2 separate regions of the Homo sapiens genome follow, and region 1 is linked to region 2. Evidence: read pairs that join two places in POLR2A ChIA-PET (ENCODE). Cell type or tissue: Caco-2. All regions are shown on one strand. Each heading gives the region's core, and the rest is flanking DNA. Links, peaks and the distances in the headings are about the cores only.

Region 1 (10,276 bases), core at 2,138-7,137, 2.0 Mb after region 2:
GGTCTTTTTTTACAGCAGCCTGAATGGACTAAGATAAGTTAGTTACCCAGAGTTGGCCCTGGGTTTATAGTTTGCCAACCCTTGTGATCGGAAGCCTGGGAGCCATCCATATTTCCTTCCCTCTTTCACCTGACACATCCAATTAATAGATAAGTCTGCCAATCTTACCTCCCAAGTATTTCTGAAATCTGCTCTTGTTTGCCATCTTTAAGTTCTTACTTCACTTTAAAGAAATTGCACGTGCAAATTATAGAAGAAGCAAGAAAGACAAAGGGGAATGCCAACCAGTGTTCAAAGAAAATTGCTCCTGCATCAAAAGATTGGAGAAAAAAATGCTTACCGTATTTCATCAAATCTGAGAAACCATTGATTTTAAAATGTACATTATTTTATGCATGCCACCAAGAAGGAATAACTGCAGCCAAAATGATAATCAAAGATTTCTTATCACTTAAAATTTTTATTTTATACTTCTCGGAAGAATTGTTTTAGACAAAGAAAATATAGATTTTTGTGATAAATCAGTATGTAACATATATATACATACATACATATATGTTACACACTTTCTAAACTTCTCTTGTTTCTTGCCACACCCCTCTTCCCTAGCATAAGGAGGGGCTCTCTCTGGAATGTCCTTATCTGACTGAGGAAACTTCTTTCAGAAGAAATGCAATTGTCTTAAAACCTGTTCCTAGGAATCTCATCAAATAACCAGGAAACAGCAGAGAAGAGAAAAGACTAAAAGTCATCGCCAGGCCCAGATAGACTTTTCCTCTATTCTTCTGAGGGCAGCTCCCAGATATTACCTGTGAAACTCTCTCCATAACAAGACAACCTTTGTTAACAGTGAAGTGTTGCCCCTCACCTTCCCATAATTTGTCACCACCTCCCCCAGAGCTCAGAAGAATTTTGTCTCAGGCCACTGTCTGGGAGCTGAAGATCATTTATTACCAGTCAAAATCGCCTCCATTACCCTATCTCCCACTCCTCTATGAAGAGGGTGCTATTTAGGCTTCAGCTGTTTGGCCTTTCTTTGAGTCTCCTAGTTTTTATGATTCCCATTCCTACACATGTGAATAAATTTGGATACCTTTCCTCCTGTTAATCTATCATCAGCTCATTTCAGCAGGGGAGGGAAAATTCATAGAGGGAGGAAAAATTCTCCCCAACCCTACCATACATCATTTTCCTTCTGGAGTCACAGAGGCCTTTCAACTTGATATCCTCCCCTGAGCCATCGAGGGTGATAGCAATGCAGCATTTCTTCAAAGAGCACTCCACAATTGTTTCTAAGAATTCTCTGTAGCCCCTTGGAAACCCATTCAGCATGTTTTAATGCTGTCATGTTCTTGATCTTGCTGGAAGGTGTCAAGGGAATGTTTTCCAACAACAGTCAGGACTCATATTCCTTCCTCAAAGAGTCCTTTAATGGTTGGAGGCTAAAACATTGAGGAGTTGCAGTTGACCAGTTGTGCCACCAGGAAGAGCTAACTAACAGGTCGAAGGCTGGCAATGACAACCACATCTTGAATTTGTCTGTGATTACAAAACAATGTCAATTTCAGAGATGTTTATATATATATATATATATATTTTTTTTTAAGTGTGTCTTAGCATCCATGAAATTGATATATAGTTTAAGTTACCACAAATGTTTATGGCATGTATGTAATCTTTTTTATGTTTTCCATACTGCAATCAGCTTTTTTGATTAACTAACTGCTAGTCACTCTTATCTATAAAAAAAAAAAAAGAAGCCAGGCACAGTGGTTCACGTCTGTAATCCCAGCACTTTAGGAGGCCGAGGTGGGCAGATCACCTGAGGTCAGGAGTTCGAGACCAGCCTGGCCAATGTGGTGAAATAGTGTCTCCACTAAAAATACAAAAATTAGCCAGGCATGGTGGCGGGCGCCTGTAGTCCCAGCTACTCAGGAGGCTGAGGCAGGAGAATCGCTGGAACCCAGGAGGTGGAGGCTGCGGTGAGCCAAAGTTGTGCCATTGTACTCTAGCCTGGGCGACAAGAGCGAAACTCAATCTCCAAAAATAAAAAAGTAAAAATAAGAGCACTTCCACTGTACTGTATATGCTAATGCCAAACAGGAATTTGATGAGCTCTGTCTCTACCAGAGGTGAGGTTTAGAGCTTAAGGCCTTTCTTTGGATGAGTATGTTACTAGCAGTTAGGCTATCTCACTGTGGCAAATAAAGCGGAAAAAAAAAAAGAAATTTGTTTTTTTCCCAAAACCCCCCCACTGGGCTTGAAAATTCTTGTTCCACTATTGATTTGGTTTTAAAACACACAGCCATGAAGACAGGATGAGCATTAACATTCTTAGGCCCAATTTTTCTAGTCCAAAGATTACACCATTACTTCAAATTAGTGAAGTTTTGAGGGACTCACGAGTCTCAAAAGGGAAGCATTGTCTCCTAGACAAAGCCCTCAGGTCCTATGAGGTTGGAACATTCTTCTAGATACACCCCTAGGAGGGCACCTGCACCCAGGGAGGAAAGCACCTGGGGCACTGAGGCTTATGCAGAACTCAGTTCCCCATCAGAAGCTTGCACTGGTGGCTGGGAGAGGTGGCTCATGCCTGTAATCCCAGCACTTTGGGAGGCCACGGCGGGTGGATAGCTTGAGGCCAGGAGTTCGAGACCAGCCTAGCCAACATGGCAAAACCCCATCCTCTCTACTAAAAATACAAAAATTAGCTGGGTGTGGTGGCACACACCTATAATCCCAGCCACTTGGGAAGCTGAAGCAGGAGAATTGCTTGAACCCGGGAGGCAGAGGTTGCAGTGAGCCAAGATATCACACCACTGCACTCCAGTCTGGGTGACAGAGTAAGACTCTGTCTCAAAAAAAAAAAAAAAAAAAAAAAAAAAAAGAGCTTGCACTGTCTCCAACTTCCTTCTAGAATTAATTGCTAGTTCAGCTACTGAATGCAGACACAGGGCCACTATATAACAGTAAAGCTAGAAGGAACCTCAGAGAGCCAAACCCCAAAAGCTCTAGTTGGGAAGATGGGAGAAAAGTGAATTTGCCTGTGGGATCACTCCTGGTCACAGGTAGAGTGTCCAGTCCCTAAGCTGGTGTCTTACTCCCCACATCTTGTGACTGGTGGTAGCAAAATTCTTTCATTCTTCAGTAAGACAATGTTTTGGCTGTTAAAATAAAAGGCCCCCCCCAAGCCTAAACTCTAGAATAGGAAATAATCTTTTTTTTCCCTTTGAAATGTGGATGAGAGTAGCGCTGCCAAAAATTCTCCAAGACCTCTTCTTTTAAGCTTTAAATGGAATTAATTAAATCACCTGAAAAATAAATACAATCATCTGATTTTCTTGTGTTACTAAAAGATTTTCGAAAGAAAGGCAGCACAGCTAGCCCAGGCAATGGCTGGATGAAGTCACAGAGCTTCCAGTTCTAACGCTCTGCATCGGAACTGCTGCTGATACAATGAAACAAAGTTAATGGTGAGCTCATTCCTGCCTTTTTCACAAGAGCCGAAATAATCCTGAGCTGACTTGTGTGTGCCCAGGCCACTTGCCGATCGGTGTGAAGGGATGCTGGGGGCCGGAGGGAAAGAGGAAGGCGGGGGTCACTTTTCTCTGTCTTACTTCAGCTGTAAATTTTCTGGGCTATACGACCGTGACAACTGATTTATTTTTCATTTAATACAGATTTATTCTGTGAAGCTTTGAACACTCACTGACTCAGAATGGAGAATTTTCAGTTTAACAAAGCAAACACTCAATAAATATTATTGGATATGAAATTTGTTAATCTGCACTTCCCCTGTTTGGAGATAACCATATTTTCTGCTGCCCCATTTGACAGAACTCCAACCTCTAGCATTTCAATGTTAATCTGAAAGGGTAAGTGATCGGAGCTCATAACCTATTTTCTTTTCAGACAAGACTGACGTTAAAAAAAAAAAAATCATATTCTTAAAATCGCCCAAAGAACAAGCCAGGAATGCCTGGGGAATCTAATCAGATCTATTATGCTAACTATAAAGACATCCCTGCCCCCAACTCCTCAAGAAAAGATCTTAAGAAAGTTGAAATCAAATTGCCAAGCCTAATGGATTCCCTGTGTGACTAAATCATTGTATTATTTCTCATGTTTGAAGAGATACACAAATTTCATGGACAGGCTTAGATACTCCTGCTTGAACAGCTGTTGCCCTATCACTGTGTCTAAGGTCAGGTTCATCAATGGTGGGGCCCAGCAGTTCTTACTCAAGTGGACTGAATGCATGAAAGAGTTTTCTGTTGACATTATTCTGATGCTTCTAGGAAACCCCTCCTCACCCTGTCCCAGGGAAGATTCCACCCCTTCATGATGGGCGGTGAAGGGGATTAAAGGAATGGGGTGGATGAAAGCTCTTTCATCTGAGAGTCTGAATAGCACAGAATGGTTTTCAAGGTCATCCAGAAGTACCAAATCTGCCCTGCCCCACCAACATGGCTTCCAACCCTCACCTTTATTTCCAACAATTTGCTGCTTCTTGGTCACCATTTTTTATGCCAACTCCAAAGAGAATACTAAATAAGCAGTCTTAAATCCTTTTGGGGAGAGAGTGGGATAAATACCTTCAACAAATAACACTAACAAGCTTTTGATCTTCCACTTTTCTTTTCTGGTATCTCACATTGACCATCCTCACCTCCCAGCTGCACCCTCAGAAGCAAAACCTCAAGTGGCCCTTAAGTCCCTGGGCATAAGATTAAGTTCCTTTACTCTTTAATTCCACTTACTACATTTTAATGTTTAAAATATATATCATTTAATAAATATTAGATAATGAAACAAATATGATTATACAGTTTCCTAATTGTAAACCTTTATATGTGCCACGTGCATCCGTGTGAAGAGACCACCAAACAGGCTTTGTGTGAGCAACAAGGCTGTTTATTTCACCTGGGTGCAGGCAGGCTGAGTCCGAAAAGAGAGTCAGCAAAGGGTGGTGGGATTATCATTAGTTCTTATAGGTTTTGGGATAGGCGGTGGAGTTAGGAGCAATGTTTTGTGGGCAGGGGGTGGATCTCACAAAGTACATTCTCAAGGGTGGGGAGAATTGCAAAGAACCTTCTTAAGGGTGGGGGAGATTATAAAGAACCTTCTTAAGGGTGGGGGAGATCACAAAGTACATTGATCAGTTAGGGTGGGGCAGAAACAAATCACAATGGTGGAATGTCATCAGTTAAGGCTATTTTCACTTCTTTTGTGGAGCTTCAGTTGCTTCAGGCCATCTGGATGTGTACGTGCAGGTCACAGGGGATATGATGGCTTAGCTTGGGCTCAGAGGCCTGACAATATGTACAATCTTAATAGTACAATATGGAATTCAATTTTTTCACATGGGTTCTAACTAGGGTTAATACACTTCTTGGCTATAGAGGGGACCTCTTTATTGGAACTCAGACAGGGATCAAATCCTCTCTTTCCTTTTTATGAACCCTAAGTAAACACTAATTATAATGTGATGCCCAAAGCTTAAAATTAGCTACTCAGGGAGGCCTTTGTTCTGACCATTTTTACCTGTTTCTATCAAATTATTTCCATTCTCCAACATCAGTTTTAGTTCTATTTAAGTAGGAATTACCCAAAAAATTATATCTACTTATTAGAGAATGAAATCAGAAAGTACCCTGACTACATCTCCAACTCTTCCTTTTTCTATCAGGTTGTCATTTGAAATGGACAAAGGAAAGAAAAGACAGTTCGGAGTTGAAAAGGAGAAGTGCGGCAGCCTGGGAGGGTTTGTTATGCTTGGCAATGAGGAGATGATCAGAAGGTCGGAAGCCTGGCCTCCGTCTGTGCAGAGAGCGCGGGCCCAGCATACAGATGGCAGGTCGGTGTCTGAGAGCCCAGCCTCAGCCTGGAGCCCGTGGGCAAGGAGAGGGCACCAAATGAAGAACTGACGCAGCTCCAATGAGTGGAGGAACACCAGGTTCTTAGTCTCCAGTCGAATTAGATAAAATGACACAGACACACGTGGAGTGGTTTTGAGAGACAGGACTAGCTGGATTTCCTAGGCCGACTAAGAATCCCTAAGCCTAGCTGTGAAGGTGACGGCTTCCACCTTTAAACACGGGGCTTGCAACTTAGCTCACACCCAGCCAATCAGATAGTAAAGACAGCTCACTAAAATGCTAATTAGGCAAAAACAGGAGGTAAAGAAATAGCCAATCATCCATCACCTGAGAGCACAGCGGGAGGGAGAATGATCAGGATATAAACTCAGGCATTCGAGCCAGCAACGGCTACCCTCTTTGGGTCCCCTCCCTTTGTATGGGAGCTCTGTTTTCACTCTATTAAATCTTGCAACTGCACTCTCTTCTGGTCCGTGTTTGCTACAGCTAGAGCTGAGCTTTGGCTCACCGTCCACCACTGCTATTTGCCACCACCGCAGAACCCCGCTGACTTCCATCCCTCCGGATCCAGCAGGGTGTCCGCTGTTCTCCTGATCCAGCGAGGCGCCCATTGCCGCTCCCGATCGCGCTAAAGGCTTGCCATTGTTCCTGCACGGCTAAGTGCCTGGGTTCATCCTAATCGAGCTGAACACTAGTCACTGGGTTCCATGGTTCTCTTCCATGACCCACGGCTTCTAATAGAGCTGTAACACTCATCGCATGGACCAAGATTCCATTCCTTGGCATCCGTGAGGCCAAGAACCCCGGATCAGAGAACATAAGGCTTGCCACCATCTTGGAAGCGCCCACCGCCGTCTTGGGAGCTCTGGGAGCAAGGACCCCCTGGTAACAGCTTTAAGGAGCAGAGAGTTTAATACACAAGAAAGAACAGAGAAGGCAGAAGGAAGCAGCTCCCCGTACAGAGACGAGGGGTGGGGGCCCAAAGCCAAGAGAGGGAACCCCACCTTCCACCTATACCAACCAGGTATATATACAGAGGCTGGAGGAAGCAGTGTCTCAGGGGATTGGTTTGACTAGGCATGTCATTCACGTAGCCCATGAAAAAGCTGGCCCTCCCACCCTAGCCTTTTAATATGCAAATGCAGGGCACTATGATGTTCTACACACGTGGGGATATGGCCATGTTGCCAGGCACATGTGGGGCAATGGCAAAAAGAAGAGGGTGGGAATCGCCATGTTGGGCGGACCCAGTTTCTAATGGCCGGCGCTTGCATAGCTCTAAGAGCTGGGGCTTTACAGGAAACTTTTCCAGAGATGCTTTAAATAATGAAAACTTTGGCCGGGTGCGGTGGCTCACGCCTGTAATCCCAGCACTTTGGGAGGCCGAGGCGGGCAGATCACGAGGTCAGGAGATCGAGACCATCCTGGCTAACACGGTGAAACCCCGTCTCTACTAAAAATACAAAAAATTAGCCGGGCGTCGCGGCGGGCGCCTGTAGTCCCAGCTACTCGGGAGGCTGAGGCAGGAGAATGGCGTGAACCCGGGAGGAGGAGCTTGCAGTGAGCCAAGATTGCGGCACTGCACTCCAGCCTGGGCGACAGAGTGAGACTCCGTCTCAAAAAAAAAAAAGAAAAGAGAAAAAAGAAAACTTCCCAAGGACCCCTTTTCCTCTCTATCTGCCTAAAACAATTTATTAATAAGTTATATCACAGAAATTGGAAGGAAAAGGGAAGAGAGTGGTTTCTGACACTCACACATGCATTTAGAACAAGGTTCGAGGGTGTGCCTAACTAAGTATGGAAAGAGCTTCAGACTCCAGGAAGTTGCCCAGGACCCAGTCTTCCCTCTGCCACCGTGTGAGCTTGCTGTTGCCACCTGTGTTGGTCTGCTCAGCTGCCGTCACAAAACACCACAGGCTAGGGGGCAAAAAACAATAGACATGTATTTTTCACACTTCTGGAGTCTGCACATCCAAGGTGAGCATGGTCAGTTTCTGGTGCAGACCCTCTTCCTGGCTTGCAGACAGCGCTTCCTTCTCCCTGTGTCCTCACATGGCCCCTACTGATGTTAGAGAATGCAAGTAAGAGAGACTGAGCTCTCTGGTGTCTCTTCTTAAAAAGACACTAATCCCCTCAGACCAGGGGGCACTCCCCTCCTGACCTCTTCTAACCCTAATTGTCCCCAAAGGCCCCATCTCCAAATACCATCACATTAGGGGTTAGGACTTTCATATGGTTTGGCTATATCCCCAACCAAATCTCATCTTGAATTCCCACATGTTGTGGAAGGGACCCAATGGGAGGTAATTGAATCATGGGGGCAGGTCTTTCCTGTGCTGTTCTCATGACAGTGAATAATTCTCACGAGATCCGATGGTTTTATAATGGGGAGTTTTTCTGCACAAGCTCTCTTCTCTTGTCTGCCGCCATGTGAGATGTGCCTTTCACCTTCCACCATGATTGTGGGGCCTCCCCAACCACGTGGAACTATGAGTCCATTAAACTTCTTTTATAAATTCCCTAGTGTCAGGTATGTCCTTATCAGCACTGTGAAAATGAACTAGTACAGACTTCACCATATGAATTTTGGGAGGGATACAGCATTTAGTCCATAACACAATCATGTGCCATAAAATAACCAGTCACAAAGCCTCAGTGCCAAATAATAGCAAACTTTTTTTTTTTTTTTTTTTTTTGAGACAGGGTCTCACTCTGTCACCCAGGCTGGAGGACAGTGGTACAACCTTGGCTCACTGCAAACCCTGCCTCCCCGGGCTCAAAGAATCCTCCCACCTCAGCCTCCCAAGCAGCTGGAATTACAGGTTCATGCCACCAGGCTTGGCTAATTTTTTAAATTTTTTGTAGAAATAAGGTCTCACTACATTGCCTAGGCTAACATTCATTTCTCCCATACCTATAAGGTTCACTGATCTCATCTGGACTCCCTTATGCATTTGGGGTCCAACCAGGGCCGAGCTCATCTGGACTGGCTCAGCTGGGGCAGCTTAGCTCTGTGGCCCACACCTCTCTCCTCTGGCCTAGCCTTGTTCTTCTCATGGTGGTGGCAGAGGAGCAAGAGAGAAAGTCCTTTTCAAGTAGCTGGGTGTGTCCCATTTGTTAACATCTTATTGGCCAAAGCCAGTTCATACGTCTGAGCTCAGAATCAGATGGGAGGGCTATAAAGTCACGCATCACACGTGCGACGCAAGTATGAGTGAAGAACTGGAGCCATCCTACTCATCCATGCCAGCCCAGATAGTGCTCAGATGACACCACCTCTCTGTAGCAGCTCTCTGAGGAGCACTGGAAAATCTAATACTCTTGCCAGATTCTGTGATGACTGTCTCAATATAATATTTAATGTATCATTTCATCCTACTGATGAAATAGTTTCAAAGTTTTGACTGGGCACTGTGGCTCACACCTGTAATCTCAGCACTTTGGGAGGCCACGGTGGGTGGATCACAAGGTCAGGAGTTCAAGACCAGACTAGCCAACAATAGTGAAACTCTGTCTCTACTAAAAATACAAAAATTAGCTGGGCATGGTGGCGCACACCTGTAATCCCAGCTACTCAGGAGGCTGAGGCAGGAGAATTGCTTGAACCCAGGACCTGGGAAGCGGAGGTTGCAGCAAGCCGAGATCATGCCACTGCACTCCAGCCTGGGCTAAAGAGCAATACTCCGTCTCCAAAAAAAAAGAGTTTTTTAACCCTAGTTAAATAGTATTTTAAGCAATATTTTTGACACATTTGGGAGGAGGGAGATTTTAAATCTATAGTGTTCAATCAAGTCAAATCAAGACTTTTAAAAAAAGAGCTACCCAGGGCCAAACACAGTGGCTCATGCCTGTAATCCCAGCACTTTGAGAGGCCGAGGCAGGTGGATCACTTAAGGCCAGGAGTTCAAGACCAGCCTGGCCAACATGGTGAAACCCCGTCTCTACTAAAAACACAAAAATTAGTTGGGCGTGGTGGCGCACCTCTGTAATTCCAGCTACTCAGGAGGCTGAGGCAGGAGAATCACTTGAACCCAGGAGGCGGAAGTTGCAGGGAGCTGAGATCGCACCACTGCACTCCAGCCTGGGTGACAGAGTGAGACTCTGTCTCAAAAAAATAAAAATAAAAAGAGCTAGCCAGAAAGTAATGCTCCCTGGGTTTTCCCTTTCCTTTCCACCATTCACTGTATAGTCTTTTCCTCTGAAGAGGGCTGGGGCTTAGGCTTAGGCAAAATGAAGTAACCAACAGAGCCTCTTTGCAGTAAATTCCAGTTCTCATGAGAAAGATAACACCACATCCTGAAAAGTTACAAGGTGCAGGGAAAGAAAAAGACAAAGGGCAATTGTACAGACATCCTGAAGAATTTAAAATGTTTTCAAAACCCTAGATGGAGATTTAA
Region 2 (10,276 bases), core at 3,109-8,108:
TGAACGCGAGGACTGTTAACTGTTTCTGGCAAACATGAAGTCAGGCCTCTGGTATTTCTTTCTCTTCTGCTTGCGCATTAAAGTTTTAACAGGTAAGTGGTGTATTGAATATTTCTTATTAAGTTATAATTCAAGTAAACATTAAGAAAAAGCAAAGGTAGAAAAATTACGCACCCAAAAGACAGTGGTTTTGGTTTTTGAAAGTAGGAATAGTTTCAGGATATGGCCAAGGGCACCATGTCACTCATGTCACTGTGGATGGCATTGAGTTTGCATTGCTGCCTTTGATACTGTGTCTTGAGATGAAAAACATGTTTCATCAGACCATTAAATTTTTAAATTACCTGCTTGGAGTTACCTGTCAGTGGATAAACTAGCAGAGTGGCTTACTGTTCTTAGAGAAAGATGAAAGGCAAAATGACTTGTGTCAACAGAATGAAAATTAAATAGCTCTGGCATTTGGACTGGGAATTCTTTCTGTGGTAGAAAATAAAATGGGAAGTCTTTGAAAAGAAGGATTTTGATTTTAATCTTACCTGGATGATCTGTTATCTGAAATGTCCAGGGCACCATAGAGTTTTTATTGACACTAAGTATCAGAGTTCACCCTAAAAAGCCAAGGAGGAAAGGATAATGTAAAAATACTTCCTAGCCCCTGTAGACCTTACAAAAAAGATCATTCTGGAGTCCCTGATTCCTTCTCTTGAATGGCATATAGCAGACTCTATATGGACAATTTAAATAATGCTACATACAATGTAAGTTAATACACGTGTTTCTGCTGCTTTTTACTGTATATAATTTGTACTACTTTTGTTTTCTCTTTCACACTGAGCCCTATTCTTGAGGTTGAAAAAAGGAAAGTTAAGTAATATTAAATAACTTAAATAATCAAATAAACTAAAAGTGAAGGCAGAACTTTTAGTAGGTATGATCCTATCTAGGGATACATTTTTTCAGTGGCAAAAAAATAGACCTTACTGTTCTTACAAAAAATGAAAAAAAAATGAAATCAAATTGATCAAATGTTTCATCTTGTGCTGGCTCAAAGTGAGTTAAGTGCAGTTAAGAGGATTGAGGAATGTAGAATGAGCACAAGGACAGTTTTGGGCTACTTGCTGGTTTATGCCTTTTCTAGAATCTCATGAAGTCCTTTAGCGGCATGAATGACATGAGCAGCTTTGGAATTTATATTCATTCTTCATTCATCCATTTACTCATGTAGCATTGAGCACCTGCCTGGTAGCAGGTACTGTGCCAGATGGTGTATGTACAAGGATGAGCAAAACCAGGTCAACCCCTGTTCTTTGGAAGGTAACTGCATGGTAGAGAGAGATATATTAATCAAATAATCCCATTGATTAATGATAATTACAGGCAAAACTCAATTATATGAGGGAATGTAACAAGGAGCTTGACTAGACTGGGTGGGTGTGGAGGTGTAGCTGAGGAGCAGGGTTCATTGAAGTCTTTCCTGTGCAAGTGGCACTTGAGCGGAGATTTCAAGGACAAGGTAGCAATCAATGGGGAGAACGGTATGAAGGTAGGGAAGAACGTTCCATACCATGGAAGGAACAAGTGCAAAGAGCCTGTGGCAGGAAGGAATGAGGTAAGGTTAGGGAACTAGAAGAAAGCAGACAGATGTGCCTGAGCACAAAGAGGGAAGAGGCTGAGCTTGGTCCAAGATGACCAACTGGTCCAAGTTGGTCCAAGGTGAGGCTGGAAAGGAAAGTAGAGGCCAGACCATTCAGACCATATAGTCTATGTTCCAGATTTTGGATATTCTTCCAAGAACGTTGGTACCATTCGTGGAAGGGTTTGTTTGTATTGATAAAAATCATTCAACTAGGCCAAACCAATTTGGGCAGTTCTGGTTGTGGTATTATGCTCAGGAGAATTAAAGTAGCATCGGTGTCAATTCTGTGGAAGGTGAGATCCAGCCTTAGGTAGGATTGTTTTAAGTTTCCAGATTAAGCTGACGAATAATTTGTATTCTGGAACAATATTCATCGTAGATTCTAAATGAATACAACCAATGTTCACTCTCATTATAAAGAAAGCCATGAGATGTGGCATGCTGTTTGGCATGTGGCAAACCTGAGGCACGAGTGGCTAAATGGTAACAATAAATCTGCTAGCAATGATCCTATTTAAAATATCTCCACAATGCATGTATCCAGAAACTGCCATGTAAAAGCTCTAAAGAAAAAGAGCCAAACTCAAGTAAACTAAGTACTTGCTTGTCCTCTGTTGTATTTTCAATCCTCCCAATTTACATAGGCTTTCTCATGCCATGAAGATGTAGGCATTCTTACCTTTAGTCAGTGTTTGAAGAATTTCCAACCAGGAAAGGTTAAGTGATTTGTTACACAGTAGTTGGTGGCAGAACCAAAGTTAGAACTCTAATGTGACTCCAACATCTACATTCTTTCTAAACTGTGTTGAAGTAGTGGAGGTGTAACATAAATCTAAAGGAACGTAAATCTCAATGATTCTGATCACCTTTGTTATTTGGTTGTGAATTAAGAAGGATGGGAATCTTGCTGATTTCTAGTCTTTGATGGATCTCAATGTAGAATTTAACAAAGTCTTGTTTTTTTTTAATGAACTTGGAGCAATAGGACACTTTTAATTATAAAAATATCTACGAAAAATGTGAATGTCTAACTACATTTTGAAGACCCTCTTTGTAGACCTTATAGGCAACAGGGACCATATGAGTGATGGGACAAATTCTGGTTTTAGAAAGACTACTTTAAAAGCAGTGTGGATAATACACCAGATTGGGAAGGGCTGATGGCAGAGGGTGTCTAATAAACGTGCATGTATTATGATGTGTTCTGTGAGGAAGCTGGGAGGATAGCCCTCAAGGCCACTTTGAGCCTTCCTTTGTCACTGAGGCATTCCATTAGTGACTCCTGAATTCCACTTGGGAAAAGAGCCCCTCAGTGTCTCCAGCGTCTGAGAGAAGTCTGTGAAGATGACTGACCTTGGAGCCCCTCTTAGCCTCTCCACGACTGAGTAAATGTCATCTCCTGACAGCACCCCCTTCCAGAGTGTTCTTGTTAGATTTAACAAAAATCCCAGTTGTCAATTTTTTCTTTTGATAGATGAATTCAGGCCATTCCCAGTCAGCATAAGCCTCTACTTGATTTTATTTCTATGTTTATTTACTACTTATTTTTCTTTGTTGTATCCTCTTTTTCTCTTTTATTTTTGTTGGTGTGATGAAATTTCTTTTGACTCTCCTCTTTGCCTCCGGTTAATTTGGAAGGTCGACTACAGTTCTTAATTTACTAAGTAATTGACATGTTCAAAGAATCTTAATTGAATGTCTACTTGTTTATCATTGTATGAAAATAATGAAAATGCCTTTGTCTGATGTGCCTAGTCCCCATCCCCTGCACTGATATGAGAACTTAAGAATGTTCTTCCTTTCCCACTCTCACACTTCCCCCAGACAGTGCACCCTGCTCCATACGTGGGTTTTGTGGAAATAATTTAAAACTTACAGTTGCAGATCATTGCTAGGTTTCCTCTTACAGTATTTCTCTTCTGTTTCAAGAATCCTTTCTTAACACTTACATCACATACGTTCAATGACAACATCATTCTGGACATCTGCTCCTGTCTTGTGATCTCTGTTCTAATCTAATGATCAGAAGACTTCTCTTATTTTCGTTAAATACCCCCAACTCTCTGAATTCCAGTACAGGTAAGGGTGTCTTCCTTTTACCTTGATGAGTGACTGATATCTTTCCTGGGAATAGGAGTCCTGGATGGCAGCCTTTCTTCTTAGTGGTTGCAGATATTCCTCCACTGTCTGCTGGCTTCTAGGGTTGTGGGTGAAGAGTTTGATGGTAGTCTAACTCTCATTCCTTTGTAAAAAAAAAAAAAACTCTAGAATTTCATAATCTTGAAAGCTATTTACTTCAGTATTGGAATTCAGGAATTCCTCCAGGATATGTGTAACTCTCTCCCTCTGTTTCTCTTTCTGTGTGTTTCTATTAATTTTTTTTTTGAGGCGGAGTCTCACTCTGTCGCCCAGGCTGGAGTGCAGTGGCGCAATCTCGGCTTACTGCAACCTCCACCTCCCGGGTTGAAGCGATTCTCCTGCCTCAGCCTCCCAAGTAGGTGAGACTACAGGCACCCGCCACCACGCCTGGCTAATTTTTTTGTATTTTTCGTAGAGACGGGGTTTCACCGTGTTAGCCAGGATGGTCTCAATTTCCTGACCTCGTGATCCGCCCACCTCCGCCTCCGCCTCCGCCTCCCAAAGTGCTGGGATTACAGGCGTGAGCCACCGCGCCCCGCTGTTCTATTAATTTATTATTATTTTTTTTAAGACTGGGTGAAAGTTTTCAATCTCTAGACTCAAGCTTTATTCTTCATTTCAGTCATTTTTTTCCTAGTATTTGTTTAATCATACCTTATGCTGTTTTTCCCCACTCTTTCTAGAAATGTCTCTTATTCTTATGTAAGATCTTGAGTCCCTTATTTTTTCATCATTTGTGAACAAAATGGCTTTCACAACTTGCTGTTGCTTGTTAACCACAACTCCTTCAGATGAAATGGATATTTCAGTTTTAAGTTACTAGTAGCATATTCCCATTTCTTGGTAGAAACAAAATGCAGGCATGTAGGGGGGACTGAAATTCTTATATTTACTCACTGTAAGATTCATAGCATTATTTGGCTTAAAAAAATTCATCCCAGTATTCACAGTTGTAAACAGCAAAATCTACAACATATACTGCTTCCCTACTCTAAGAATATTGAGTTTTATATGCAAAATGACTTACTGGGCTTTGCAAATTTTTAAAAATGAGTTTTAAAATCATTTGTAGCTTGCAATAACTGAAGAAAAGATCACAATTTCTCTGTAAATGGCATCTCAGTACTACTGCTGTTCTAATAAACTAGGTCTGTCAAATGGCACTTTTTGGTCATTCAAAGTGAAAAAAACATGGCATTTGAAACCTTATAAAAATTCACAATTATATTTTGGAAAGTGGAACTTAAGTATGTAGGGGATATGTCACACAAATTGAAAGTGTTAGTCAAGAAATGATTTTTTTTTTCAATAGTTTGGCCTGTAAGGTTGACCAAAACAGGTAAAGATTTGCAAGTTTAGAGAGTCAGAAACTGGGGATATGAACTTCCTTCTGGTTCATGTATAACATAATGATGCTTGTATCTACTTTGCTTGAGGAAAAAAAAGAAACACGTTGTCCCCAAATAGGGTGATAGACCAGGAGTTTCCATCCAGTTGACCACGAGTGTTGTTAGGATCTGTTTATTTGAGTCATGTTGACACAGACACAGCACTTTCAATAAGCAATTAATGATCATTTAAAGGTAACTTTTTTGAATTTGATAAATAGATTTTTTTTACAGCCTGTATTTGTGTTCTTCTAGGACTTTGCAACAAAGAATCTGTACATGCAAAAACAACAATAACAACAACAAGCTGTCTACTGCACTCACAGTTAAAGTTCTGTTTACTTTGCACTATCTAGGACTAATGCAAAAATCTCATAGATGTGCCTATTTGCACTTATTTAATTATGATGAAATTTACTTCTATATGTGAATCCATTTCTGTACATTTCTACAGGCAGATAAGTGATGGGAAAATCATTAAGAATTTAGACTTCATCAGAGAAGAACCCAGGTACAATGACAGCCCAGCTTAATACATGATGGCTGATGAATGAAAATGTCTAGGGAAATGAGTGTGTTATGTACAATGTAATTTCATATCTAAGTCACTTTAAAATAATTTTTTGATATATAATAACCCTTTCAATCACAGAACACATATGTGGCACCAATGTGAATACTACTTTAAGTATTAAGGTGATAATATATCCAATATACCTAGAAGGAAAATAAATACCTGAAATTCATTTTCATATCTAGCTTAATGTTAAAAGCTTCTTTTTGTTTTTTTATTTCGTAGCAAATCTCTTTAGCTCTGATGCTTTAGTTTCTGTACAATGAGAGGATTGGACTAGATTATTAGGTGAAGAGATTAAGTAAGTGTGTGTACCCTGGTGTCAAATTATCTTATTCTTTTTTCTTTGTTTTTGTTGGACTGGGTTAATTCGAAGACCTTGTCTTCAAGCTCTGAATTTCTTTCTTCTAGTTGTTCAATTCTATTGCTGAGACTTTCCAGAGCATTTCACCTTTCTAAAATTGTGTCCAAAGTTTCCTGAAATTTTTATTGTTTTTTCTTTAAGCTATCTATTTCCTTGAATATTTCTGCCTTCACTTCTTGTATCATTTTTTGCATTTCCTTGCATTGGGCTTCACCTTTCTCTGGTCCCTCCCCGATTAGCTTAATAACTAACCTCCTGAATTCTTTTTCAGGTAGATGAAGAATTTCTTCTTGGTTTGGATCCATTGCTGGTGAACTAGTGTGATTTTTTGGGGGTGTTGAAGAGCCTTGTTTTGTCATATTACCAGAGTTGGTTTTCTGGTTCCTTCTCATTTGGGTAGGTGCTGTCAGAGGGGAGGTCTAGGGCTGAAGGCTGTTCTTCAGATTTTTTTTTTGTCCCATGGAGTGTTCCCTTGATATCATACTTTCCCCTTTTCCTATGTATGTGGCTTCCAGTGAGCCAAACTGCAGTGATTGTTGTCTCTCTTCTGGGTCTAGCCACCCAGCAAATCTACCCGGCTCTGGGCTGGTATTGGGGGTTGTCTGCACAGATTCCTGTGATGTGAACCATCTATGGGTCTCTCAGCCATGGATACCAGTGCTGTTCTGGTGGAGGTGGCGAAGGGTGCAATGGACTCCATGAGGGCCTTTAGCTTTGGTGGTTTAATGCTCTATTTTTGTGCTGGTTGGCCTCCTGCCAGGAGGTGGCGCTTTCCAGAAAGCATCAGCTGTAATAGTATAGAGAGGGTCTGGTGGTGGGTGGGGCCCTAGAACTCCCAGGATTATATGCCCTTTGTGTTCTGCTAACCAGGGTGGGTAGGGAAGGGCAGGGCTAGGCATGTCTGAGCTCAGACTCTCCTTGGGCAGGTCTTGCTGTGGCTGCTGTGGGGGATGTGGGTGAGATTCCCAGGTCACTGGAGTTGTGTACCTAGGAGGATTATGGCTGCCTCTGCTGAGTCATGCAGGTTGTCAGGGAAGTGGGGGAAAACCGGCAGTCACAGGTCTCATCCAGATCCCATGCAAACGGAAGGGCTGGTCTCACTCTAATCATGCCTCCTCTAACCGCCCCAAGTCTGTTTCCAGGCAAAGGGCAAGACTGGCTTGAAAACTTGCCTGAGGCTTTCTGCCTCCCAGCTGTGAAAGAAAAGGGCTTTAGTTTTTCCCCTGCATGTGAAATCTGCATGCTGGATTCACGGCCTCCCCCCAGTTCAGGCCAGGAGACTTCTTGCCCTGTTCAAATAGTTACAAAGTTCAGCTAGAGAATTCCTTCTCCCTGTGGAGTTTTATACCCTGCTCCTCTGGCCACCCTCCAGATGGATCCCTGTGGTGCCTGGCAAGAATGGGCTGCTTGGGGACCCATTGAGCTCCCAGAGCCTTTCTGCAGCTTCCTCTACCCCTGTATTTTGCTCCGTTTGGCTCTCTAACTTGACTCACCTCCAGATAAAGTCGGAAACTTCTCCACAAACAGACGCTCAGCTTCTCCGGTCAGAGTGTGTGTTTGGGAGAGGAGGGTCTCCCTTTCCCGTGAGTCTTTTCTTTTTGACTGGGAAATAAGTATCTCCCAATCTTCAGTAAATAGGATCTTTGCTCTCCTTTTCCCACTCCTCTTCTTGGCCCATTACAAAGATATTTACCAAACATGCTTAGCCTTTATATTCTTCTGTTAATATTAATTCTTTTATTTAATATGATTGAGCTTCCACTATGTTCAAGGTCCTGGGATTTTTTAGGCAACTGTAATGCAGTCCTTATCTTTGTGGAGCTCATGGTTAAATGAGGAAGACAGACAAAAATAATTATGATCCAAGATGCTATGTGCTAAAATATACTGGCCTAAACAAAGTATTATTGGGAGCATAGAAATAAGAGTCTTTGTCTGGTGGTCTTGGAAATAAATATCTCAAGAGAGAAGTTGACATTTAAAATGGTTCTTGAAGAGTGAATGAGAATTTCTTCTCAGATTAAGGGGTAATCAAATATTTTAGTTCATGGTAACAGAAATAATGAAATGTGAAGCATATTCTAGTAGTAAAGAACAGAAGTGTGAAAGAAATGGCCAAAAAGTTCAGTGTGGCTTCAATAGATGGCCTATGAGATTGTGAAAGCATTTTGTGTCAAGCCAGATATATATATTTTAAAACACCTTATAAGCAATAGAACACTAATAGAGACTTTTAAACTGGGGAGTGAAATGCTTTTCTGAAACATAATTTTGGGAGCAGCATGGAGGAGGGATGGGGAGGAGAGAGATCAGTATTGAGAAGGCCAGTCAAGAGGATGCTTCCACAGATAAGGGAAGACATGAAAAAGGTGTGGATTGGCAATGGGAATGGAGAAAAAGAATTGAATTTAAGAGATATTCATGAGCTGGAGTCAACTGGACTTGGTGACCAATTGGATGATGAAAATCAGAGAGAGGAAGAAATGAGGAAGACTCTGAGGTTCCTAGGGTCAGACTAGTGACTCCCTGAAAAGACAGGGTTTGGATTTGGTGAATGAATACAGTCACGTGCCACTTGACGATGGGAATACATTCTGAGAAATGTGTCCTTAGTGATTTTGTTGTGTGAACATCATCGAGCGTACTGACGCAATGATGTCTACTAGATGGCAGAGCCTACTGCACTACCTAGGCTATGTGGAGTAGCCTATTGCTTCTAGGCTACAAACCTGTACAGCATGTTACTGTACTGAATACTGCAGGCCATGGTAGCACAATGGTAAATATTTGTGTAACTAAACACATAAAAGGGACATTAAAAATTTCTGTATTATAATCTTATGGGACCGCCACCATATATACAGTCCATCGTTGACCAACATGTCATTTATGCAGCGCATGACTGTACTGAGCTCAGTTTGGAAAGGCTATACATGATGTGTTAGGGTAAAACCAGATAGTGATGTTGAAAGGAATTTGGAAACAAGGAACTAGAAGTTTGGGCTGGAGAGAAAATGTGGGCTCCTGGGGGTAGACATGAGAGCTGGAGCCATAGGTGCAAATGAGTTCAGGCAGTGAACACCCTGTCCATGTGCCCAAGGAGTTTTGCACAGTAGCTGAGCAATGGCAAGCAATGTGGGTATTCAGAGGTGTGGATAAAATCCTCTCTCCCTCCCACTCTGTGGAAGAGAGTTGGGTTCATTTAATCTCATATGATTTCCCTAGTACAATAGTTTCAAATCAAAGGCAATGAAGTAACTAACAAAATAACTTGTTTGTAAATTAATTGCTTTGTGAATATTGATACAAAGTTTTATAATACCACTGGGATTTTTTCATTTTTCATGAAGAAATCAGTTTTAACTAGGAGAAAATCAATCTTTCATTTTTCTTATTATACACACTTAGAGAACCAAAGGGTTGTTTTGTACCCCCTATGGAGTTCCTTGGAGAGTAAAACAATGCACACATTGTGTGTGTGTTCATGAGCACTCTTTTGGCTTTTTCTCCTCACTTTTCTTCTTCCCATTTTTTTTTTTTTGCTTTCTTTTTTTTTTCTCCAAATGTTAGGCATTTAGGTTAGATTGGGTTTATCTTGTCTATCCTCCCTCCCTTCCTTGCCTCAATTACTTCTTTAGATTATGGGTGCCTTTGAATAGCAATGTAAGTTTAGAAATGATGCATATATAAAAATCTACTAACCAGGGATCTAAAGGTTTTAGCTGGTAGACTCATAAGACATGACATTGCTTTTATGAAAGGTGAGAAAAGTGGTAGGAAGTACTTTTTTTTTTAATGCCAGAATTTCTTAGTAAAACATCAAATATAACTAAAACCTAATATAAACATTGCAATTTTTAGACTTTTGCCTCTTGTGTCACATTCATGTGCTGTGCTAAGCTAACACTTATCATTGTTTGATTACAGAAAATGTGTTTAATAAGCACTATCAATGATTACAAACTCAGGACATCTTATCTTTCCATCACTCTGAGACCTTTGTGGAGGTTTGTGGTTAGAAGTCTGAGTTAAAGAAAATAAAATTACATTTCTGATATCTTGCACGCTCTGCACTGAGTGGGTTCTTTAAATGTTTCCTCCAGAGGATTTTCAACCAGGAACAATACAACTGCTTGCAAAGAGTCCCAGCAGGATGGGTCTGGGCATGAGCATCT

What was found. Peaks named below come from ENCODE experiments on the same cell type or tissue, not always from the same donor. Only the 100,000 strongest peaks of a DNase experiment are listed, where the experiment ranks them.
Region 1: POLR2A ChIA-PET joins it to region 2 with 6 read pairs; 2 of 35 experiments call an interaction of 5 or more read pairs at or near these places.

What each region holds. Positions count from the first base shown.
Region 1 is chr2:205,933,156-205,943,431 of GRCh38, forward strand. No RefSeq gene overlaps it. Among named protein-coding and RNA genes, the nearest start is that of INO80D-AS1, 150 kb to the right of the region's middle. In Caco-2, for the core only: no CTCF peak of the experiment used is centred there; a DNase peak (open chromatin) is centred at 4,268.
Region 2 is chr2:203,936,781-203,947,056 of GRCh38, forward strand. ICOS (inducible T cell costimulator) reads left to right here. Exons shown (of 5, transcript NM_012092.4): 1 at 1-92. The coding sequence starts at 35. It overlaps LOC101927840 (a long non-coding RNA gene), which reads right to left and starts at 3,978. Exons shown (of 4, transcript XR_427213.4): 1 at 3,737-3,978; 2 at 537-608. RefSeq lists an enhancer at 6,543-7,742. In Caco-2, for the core only: no CTCF peak of the experiment used is centred there; no DNase peak of the experiment used is centred there.